Linked DNA regions of Homo sapiens: region 1 is linked to region 2. The links are chromatin loops, found by intact Hi-C in ENCODE. Cell type or tissue: right lobe of liver. All regions are shown on one strand. Links, peaks and the distances in the headings refer to the core of each region. The heading gives the core; the rest is flanking DNA. Region 1 has its middle 150 kb from the start of DAPK1. Region 2 has its middle 100 kb from the start of DAPK1.

Region 1 (4,393 bases), core at 174-4,173, 51 kb before region 2:
AGCTTTGGTTTAACCCTACCTGCTTTTCATCCCTTGCTAACCTCATCAGCACCTCACTAACCACTTGCCCCATCTGTGCCAGGCTCCTGCCCGGAATGCCTTCTCCTTGCCTCCTCTCTCCCTAAATCAAAGCCCAGAACAAGCTCTGCTCCCATCCTTGAATTCTGGATAGCCCTCATGGTGCCGTCTCTGGACTGACACAGGTTTTGTCTCGGTGGTTAATTTCTGTCTTTCCCGGTAAAAGGGAGAGGAAAACACCTTTACAAATTTATATTCTGCTTTTAGCCAAATAGGAGAAGGGAAGAGAGCTTTTCTTGTATCTGCTTCCTCTCCACTGTCTTCAGCTCAATATAATCCTTATGCCAAAATGGCATAATTGGGTGTGGAATATTTTGCTGCCCTACACAGGGAAGAGTGTGCTCTTGGGCAAGGCAGCTGTCTGTAGCTGAGGCCACCCAGAAGGAACCAAGAGCTGAGAACTGTCCGCCGACATCACCTCCAGTAGCACGGGCAGCAGGTCCTCTGTGAATGGGGATGTGGGTGGTGCATCTCCAGCCCACTATACATCCCCTCCATTTGTTATCCAGTGCTTTGAATTTTAGGATCTCAGCTCACATGAGTGAAGCTGATATTTTGTCCTGGCTTCCCAGGGAGTCTCCAGCGGTGACTCCTTTCCTGGGTTGTGTGACCAATAACCCGGTCCAGCTCACCATTCCCTAAAGGGCTTCCATCTTCATCCAGCAGCCAGCAGGGCTCCTCCAGCAGCTCCTGGCTTATTCCAAGTAAGTACTGGGTGGGAATAATGAAACTGCCCAAGTTTGTCAACAAGTCCCAGGCTGCAAGTCTGGGGCAGATGGAGTTACTTGCTAAGCAGAGTAGGTATACGAGGGAGAGGGAGGAAACCTTTCTTCTTCCAAGCCCAAGCCCTGGGAGGGCTGAGCTGAACTAGAAATGACAAGCACTCTGGTCATGTCTGAACATGCACAGATGGAATTTTAAGCACATAAAATGTTGAAGCACTAGTGCCAAAAGCCAGCTTTAGCAACAGATTTCTGCTGGCCCTCTGAGGGCAACAGGAACAGGTGAGCCAATGTCTCAGCAACGTGATGTCTGTCTACTCTTGTGCCTGGAGGAATGTGGCTCCTTAGAAAGCACCCGTGGAAATTTCTTCATGTGAGGAAGATGATACAGGGGATGAGAGAAAAGCCTAATGTCCTTTGCAGTTGGTCCCTCTCAGCCCATCCAAATCTAAGACAGAGACTCTTATTTCCTTCCCCATGGCCCTCTCTAGGTGTCTAGACCCAGACTCCACTCTCCATCTGGGGAAAATGGAAGCAGAGACTCTACACTTGGGTTAAGTCAAATGAGGACTAAAAAGGCTCAGAGTCCAAACATGTGACATTCCTGCTGAACAGATATCAAAATGAGCTGTGAAGTTGTGACCGTTATCAAAATGCGGTCCTCACCAGAAGCCAATGGGAAGTGTGATCACATTGTTCCACTACACAGGTGGCTATCAGATGCTTCTTAGCTCCTACATGGATGCTGGTGATTGACGATGTTGGCTCGAGGGGGAGGCTGGTGATTTTGAGTTTTGATGGCACTCCTATACGTAGGGTTCACTAGGGCCTCATGCTTTCCCTACAGACCTTACGAAGTTCTCTCCTTTTCCACTTCTCTGTCCAGGAAGTTTGCTTGTTTGGTTTTTGTGGGGTTTTTTCCCCCTAGTGGAAAGAAGAAGAGGAAACCCTGGTTCCCATATTATTTGTGTTCTCTCAAATCTACTGTGTTGCCCACGATGCACAAGACTGTTGCCCTCTTTATTTTGTATATCATTCTAAGAGCCTCTTCTTTGAAAACATGAAAGTTAAGGGGAAAAACATCATTTCCCTCTGGCTCTGGCCTCATCTTTCTGTGCAGTGGTGGTATTGGATGCCCCAGCTGTTTCTCAAATTAGGCAGCAGTGGGAAGGGGGCACATAGTAATGGGGACTCTGGGGGAAAAGCACATCCATTAACTTGAAAAGAGGATCCTGGCTGCATGCAGTGGCTCATGCCTGTAATTCCAGAACTTTGGGAGGCCAAGGTAGGAGGATTGCTTGAGCCCAAGAGTTTGAGACCAGCCTGTGGAGCACAGCAAGACCCCACCTCTACACTTTTTTTTTTAATTAGTAGGGCATGGTGGTGTGCTCCTGTAGTCCTAGCTACTTGGGAGGCTAAGGCAGTAGTATCGCTTGAGCTCCGAAGTTCGAGGGGAAGTGAGCTATGATCACACCACTGTACTTCCAGCCTAGACAATAGAACCAGACCCTATGTCTAAAAACAAACAAACAAACAAAACCATGAAGAGAGAATCCCACCACTTTGAAAATGTCTGAGTCAGTAATTGTCATATACCTCTCTGCATAGTTCCCAAAATAACAGTCATTTTAGACCAATCAGGATTTTCTTTGCACAGCCTATCCTAGCCTGAGGAGAGCCTCCAAGAAGGGCCCTACATCCTATCAGTCACCAAGGTGACTCGCCGCCATCTTGAAGGTTCTCCAACATGGAGTCTTGTGCCCCAGGTGTGAGTGGACAAGGGTCACCCTGCTGACCTTGTTGCCACAGCAGAAAGGAGTGGCTCCAGGAAGGAGCTGACCCAGGGAAATTTGGACCCAGTCACAGACCGTGCAGGGGGGGCCACAAATATGCTCTCTTTCTCCCCTCAGCTGAACACCATTGAATCTCTTCTCTTTAGCATTAAAGAATAATAATAAATAAAAGCAAAACAATTCTTCAGTGGAAGATGCACAGCCTAAACTAAATTAAAATTGCACCTCTGTCCCCAGCTTTACCTTGGTGCATTTACTTTAACTCTCTAAATCTTTGTGTTCTGCAAAACAGAGCTGCTAATCCCAGCTACACAGAGTCAATTCCAACAGTGAATGCAGTGCTGGCTCTTTTCCCCCACGCATATGGGAAAGGACACATGGGTTGTTCTGTCAGAGCGTGACTCTTAAATTAACCACTCACCAACTGCTGCCCCACTTTACAACCAAACAATGCCATCCACCCACACTGTCAACCTTCTGAGGGCAAACTGAAACCATAGCAAAGCTCACAAACCAAGAAATAGCTCCTGATTCCTTTTCCAAAGTCAAAAAAAAAAAAAAATTGCAGGCTTGCTTCCCCCTCCTGCATGTCCCCAGACGGTGCACAATGTACCGGCTCTCAGTTGCCTTGCCTCCCACTTCTCTGCTCCTCCAGCACAGCTCCTGCCTCTTCCTGGCTCTTTGTTTGAGAGGTTTCCCGTTTTCTCTACATTGTAGTATGCAGTGCATTGGGAGCAAAGAATGTGCCCTTTTGTGCCATGCTAAGTACCTAGAACATTGTAAAGAACTTCTTAAATTATAAAACCCAGAGTGGTCCAGGAAAATGTGTAAGAAATTCTGGTTCCATGAGCAGATTTATGCGTTTACCTTTCTCTGAGCTTGTCTCTTATTCTGGTGTACTTTTAAAAGGAAGACACATTGGGGCTCCAAGGGACACACAAGCAAGTGTATATAGGTATACACTTGTACATCTGTTGGCAGAGGAAAGCCATCTCTCAATATCCATCACCAGGTGATTTCACTAAGTCTCCTGATAAATAATCACAGGAACAGTTGTATCATTTCCCACTTACTATCACCAGAGTACCTTGAGGTATTTGAGTAATTGACCTCTGTAAGGGCAGGTATAGCATCTCATTCCTCTTTGCATCCCACTTTCATTGCACTGTGCCTGGCACACAGTAAGCACACAAAACACTATGGTTGAATTGAATGAGCCATAATATAACTTGCCATAGTGCACTGTACTTAGAATGTTCACATATGGATTGAGTGGCTAAGCACAGTTGGTAGAAATACTGTTATTGCTCTCCAGCTGGGAGCAGCTTTAAGTGGCCCAACTTGAGAAGTGATTTTGTGCCTTCACTTTTGAAAGTAGAGGGAATGTCTCCGAGAAGGAGAAAAAAGAAAAGAGAAATAGCAGATGATAATAAATACAGGAGAGCCACATACCCACAGAGGGGACATTGTCTACAGAGTTTGAGGGACAAATCGAATATCCTTGCCTGAGACTTCTGTGAAATACCAAAATTGTTCCATCCCTGGAAGAAAGGAGCCTGAATATTTTATATGTCAAAGATATTGTACCAGGCTGGTGTGCATCTATAGTCCCAGCTACCCAGGAGGTTGAGGTGGGAGGGTCACTTGAGTCCAGGAGATCAAGGCCGTGGTGCACTATGATCTTGCTTGTAAATAGTCACTGCAGTCCAGCCTGAACAACATAGCAAGATCTCATCTCTACAAAAAGAAAAGATATGCTGAACCAGGCAGTCCAACTCCAAGGTTCAATGATTTTGATTC
Region 2 (4,393 bases), core at 168-4,167:
TCTAGCATGTGGGAATGGATGTCCTCTAAGCTGAAATCTTATTTTATAGAAACTAGAAAAAGCTGAGTGCAGATTCATAATAGCAGTTTCCAATATTTATGGACTTTTCTCCAGCCTCAAATGTATTAGTTACCAGTATCTGGGTTAAGAATTATTGTATAAAAGTCTTTGCCCTGTAATACGGTAGCCTAAAAAGATGAAGAAGATGATTTCACCTTCAAGCTTCATTTTGTAAAAAAGAATACAAAATTGGGTAAAGATGTGAGGGAAATCAGAAGTCATAACGAAATACAAATTTTTAAACACTGGCAAAAAAAATCATGAACATCATAAAATACAGGGGAATATCATGTAAAAATAAATAAAAATTAAAATCCTGACACATCTTAATAAGATTTTCCTTCCTACATTGTTGGCTGCATACTTTTTGACCATCTCTTCATATGATAAAGATTTCATAATATACAACATAAGAGTAAATATCTTTAATCTAGCCTGGTTGATTAAATTTTTAAGTCAGGCTGGGAGCAGTGGCTCACGCCTGTAATCCCAACACTTTGGGAGGCTGAGGCAGCTGGATCATCTGAGATAGGAGTTCAAGACCAGACTGGCCAACATGGTGAAACCCCATCTCTAATAAAAATACAAAAATCAGCTGGGCGTGATGGCATGCCTGTAATCCCAGCTACTCGGGAGGCTGAGGCAGGAGAATCGCTTGAGCCTGGGAGGCGGAGATTGCAGTGAGCCAAGATCGTGCCACTGCACTCCAGCATGGGCAACAGAGCAAGACTCCATATCAAAAAAAAATAATAATAATTAGTCAGTAGTGTAGACGATTCCTTCAGTATCACAACCGCTTTTGATGATGTCATGTAAGTTTCTTGGGATTGTGTTCAGATTTGGCAAAACTTCTATCAAATTTCCCTCACACGTAAGTTTTACCATTTGGAGGAGTTTTCCAGAGACTGGCTTCAGGCTCCATAGCTTTCAGACGATGCCTCTCCCCTGCCTCTCACACAGTTAGGGTACCAGCTATCATATGCATGTTCATCCCTCAGTGAGATGCTTGGGTCTGCCCTTTCATGTCTCTTAAGTCTCTATGCCAGGGGAGTAGGTGGGGGAAGTGTTCCTGGGAGCCATTTCTCCAAGAAGACAGCCAGCCATAACTGAACAGTAGCCAGGCACAAACAGAGTGCAAACCAAGTAAGCATGTTCCACTAAATCCAAATTAGATGTGTCCCCAACTCAGCTTTCCTTTAGATGGTTCCCCAAAATGTCCACAGCCTCTCGAAGTCCAACCATATTAGGGCAGACGTTGAGACAGCTGAGTATAAAGGGATCACCGGAGAACATCCAACCAGCCTGGGCACTGGGAAGAATGTACACTGGGGTGGAGCCTCAGGAAGTTGGTGCCATTTGCAGGAGAGAGGAGCCTGGCCTCTCCTATTCCAGGTGGTACCTGGGAGTCAATCTGTGAGGCAGGAAGTCTACTAGCAGGACTCTCGCTTTGCTGAAAGTCACTGTTTCCCTTTTTTTCCTTTTCACCCAATAAACCCTGCTCTTCTCACCCTTCAAAGGGTCTGTGAGGCTAATCTTTCATGGTTGTGTGACAAGGACCCTGTTTTTAGCTGAACTAAGGAGAAAGTCCTACAACAATGTAACAGAGAATAATTGTGTGTAGAGAGGCTAGGATATCTGGCATTTGTACATTTTACAATGCATGATCGTGTGAACACACTGCTACGACCCCGTGCAAGCAAGGGGCCCTGAAGCCAAGCTTCCTTAGAAAATCCACCTCTGGTCAAGCATGAGATCCATGTTTGAGTCCTGATGTGCCCTGGCAGGTGAAGGCAGGTTCTGTGTCTTTAACTGACAAGGGAGGAAAGGGGGTGACCAGAGGCGACAGAAGGAGATGATGCAGAGAAGGTGATGAGAAAAGCTAGTGGCCTGAAGCTAGTGTATGAAATAGGAGAAAAAGTACATTGAAGAATATGAGCATTTTTACAAAGGCAAATTGCGCTCTCCCGCGCTAGTCTGCGACAAAGAGTGCGTGTGTTAGCCAAGCAAATTTGTCATCAATGATTAACTTCTGGAAGAACAAATTATTTGACCTCTCCAGCTGAACAAACACAGAACTGCAGCGACTAAAAGAGCCAAAGGCAATGCTTCAGCAAAACTGAACACATTTTCATAAAAGTCCTGTCATTTTATGTCACAAGAGCCTTAGGGAAGCTTAGGTAATGGTGCCTCTTTAGCTAAAGAAAGAGATTTCCCTCGGCCTGGGTTGTGGCTGCAGTAAATGAATGATACAGAGAATGGCTTTAGATCTTGAGGTTGATTTTGCTACAGCTTTGAAAATGCCTAGGGCTTCTGAAAAGGAGAGTTTGATTTATGAAAAATATGTTTCTGGGATATTAACAAAGAAAATGAAGGTAGTAAAATGGTTCAAGGAGCCAGTGACATGCAAGGCAGTCATGTGGAAGTTTCAAGTGACTCTGTGCTTCTAGTCCTCAGCCACCAAAAAATTACTCAAAATAGCTTTTAATTTCTTTCCTTTTTTCATTTTTGAGACAGAGTCTTGCTTTATCACCCAGGCTGCAGTGCACTGGCACAATCTCGGCTCACTGCAATCTCTGCCTTCTGGGTTCAAGTGATTCTCCTGCCTCAGCCTCCTGAGTAGCTGGGATTACAGGCGTGCACCACCACACCCAGCTAATTTTTGTACTTTTAGTAGAGACGGGGTTTCACCCTGTTGGCCAGGATGGTCTTGAACTCTTAACCTCAAGTGATCCACCCACCTCGGACTCCCACAGTGCTGGGATTACAGGCATGAGCCACCGCACCAGGCCTCAAAATAGTTTTTTTTGTTTTTTTTTTTTTTTTTTGAGACAGTCTTGCTCTGTCGCCCAGGCGGGAGCACAGTGGTGCCATCTCGGCTCACTGCAAGCTCCGCCTCCCGGGTTCACGCCATTCTCCTGCCTCAGCCTCCCTAGCAGCCGGGACTACAGGCGCCCGCCACCACGCCCGGCTAATTTTTTTGTGTTTTCAGTAGAGACGGGGTTTCACCGTGTTAGCCAGGATGGTCTCGATCTCCTGACCTCGTGATCTGCCCGCCTTAGCCTCCCAAAGTGCTGGGATTACAGGCATGAGCCACGGCTCCCAGCCTCAAAATAGCCTTTAGCTAGAAAAGTTTATTGAGATACAGAATGCAAATGTGCAACCGTATTAATTCTCAGTTTCCTCCTTCTGTGCAGCTTTCTATCAGCAAGTAGATGTGTAAATAAGGAGTAAATATCCCTATCCCCAGGGAATTCTTGTTTCATTCAGATGTAGCTTAGCAAGGACTTCAACAAATAAAATGCAAATGAGAATGGAGAAAATGAATTAGAAACAAAGATCAGAATTCCTTTTTCATTAACTCCTTAAAAACCATTATTCCCCAAAAGAAAACTTCAAGAAATGGTAATACACTAAAATTAAAATGGAGTTCACTGCTTGTTTTCTCTGCCATGACCTTACTAAACTAAAATTAATGATCTGGTCATCCCGGAGGCTATGTCTTTAAGGGCATTTTCCCCTATAAAGTAGGAGGTCAGAATTCTGTTCTGAATCCTATACCCGAATTGTGGCTATTAAAAAACCAAAGTGTTCTCTCTTTAGGCCCTCAGAAGCAAGCACATATTAAACAACATGACAACAGCCCTGACGGATTGTTGTTCTCTTTAGAAGAGGTGTTGAATACATGCTGGTTCTTGTAATTTGTAAAAGAATAGCTTTAAAAAAAATTATAGCCATATGCATACATGGTCAGGGTCACCTACATTAGCTTCATTTTATTTTCATTTGTTTATTATTTGGGTGATAAGGCCTTGCTCTGTCACCCAAACTGGAGTACAGTGGTGAAATCATGTCTCACTGCAGCCTCCACCTCCTGGGTTCCAGTGATCCTCCTGCCTCAGCCTCCCAAAGTGCTGGGACTACAGGCATGAGCCACCATGATAGGCCACCATCTTTAAAAAAATAAATATTTTTAAAGTTTAAAAGAAAAGTGTGCACATCACTGAATACTTGGAAAAGAAAGAAAAACAGAAGCAAAAGAAAATCACCAATATATCTCTCATCCAGATACAACCACTGCCAACCTACAGGTTTATCTTCTTCCAGTATGTTTGCCGATCATGTTTTTTACATATCAATGTAAATACATGGAGTACTCAAAATTTTATATGTTGAATCTGTCTTTTCCTGATTGAAAAAAATCATTCTAGTTTATTGTGGATCATTTGAATAATATAGAAAAGTATACATTTAAGATACCACTATCCACAGACAACTTTTTAAATATGTTAGTATAATTTTCACTTTTTTTTTTTTTTTTTTTTTTTTTTTTTAC

Evidence for each region. Hi-C counts contacts between places; a loop is a spot of excess contacts. Peaks named below come from ENCODE experiments on the same cell type or tissue, not always from the same donor. Only the 100,000 strongest peaks of a DNase experiment are listed, where the experiment ranks them.
Region 1: it touches region 2 in a loop (2.8-fold over the local background); 7 of 110 quality-filtered maps call a loop at or near these places.

What each region holds. Positions count from the first base shown.
Region 1 is chr9:87,343,242-87,347,634 of GRCh38, forward strand. No RefSeq gene overlaps it. Among named protein-coding and RNA genes, the nearest start is that of DAPK1, 150 kb to the right of the region's middle. In right lobe of liver, for the core only: no CTCF peak of the experiment used is centred there; no DNase peak of the experiment used is centred there.
Region 2 is chr9:87,394,163-87,398,555 of GRCh38, forward strand. No RefSeq gene overlaps it. Among named protein-coding and RNA genes, the nearest start is that of DAPK1, 100 kb to the right of the region's middle. In right lobe of liver, for the core only: a CTCF peak has its summit at 2,026; a DNase peak (open chromatin) is centred at 2,119; H3K4me3 peaks cover 264 bases; H3K27ac peaks cover 658 bases.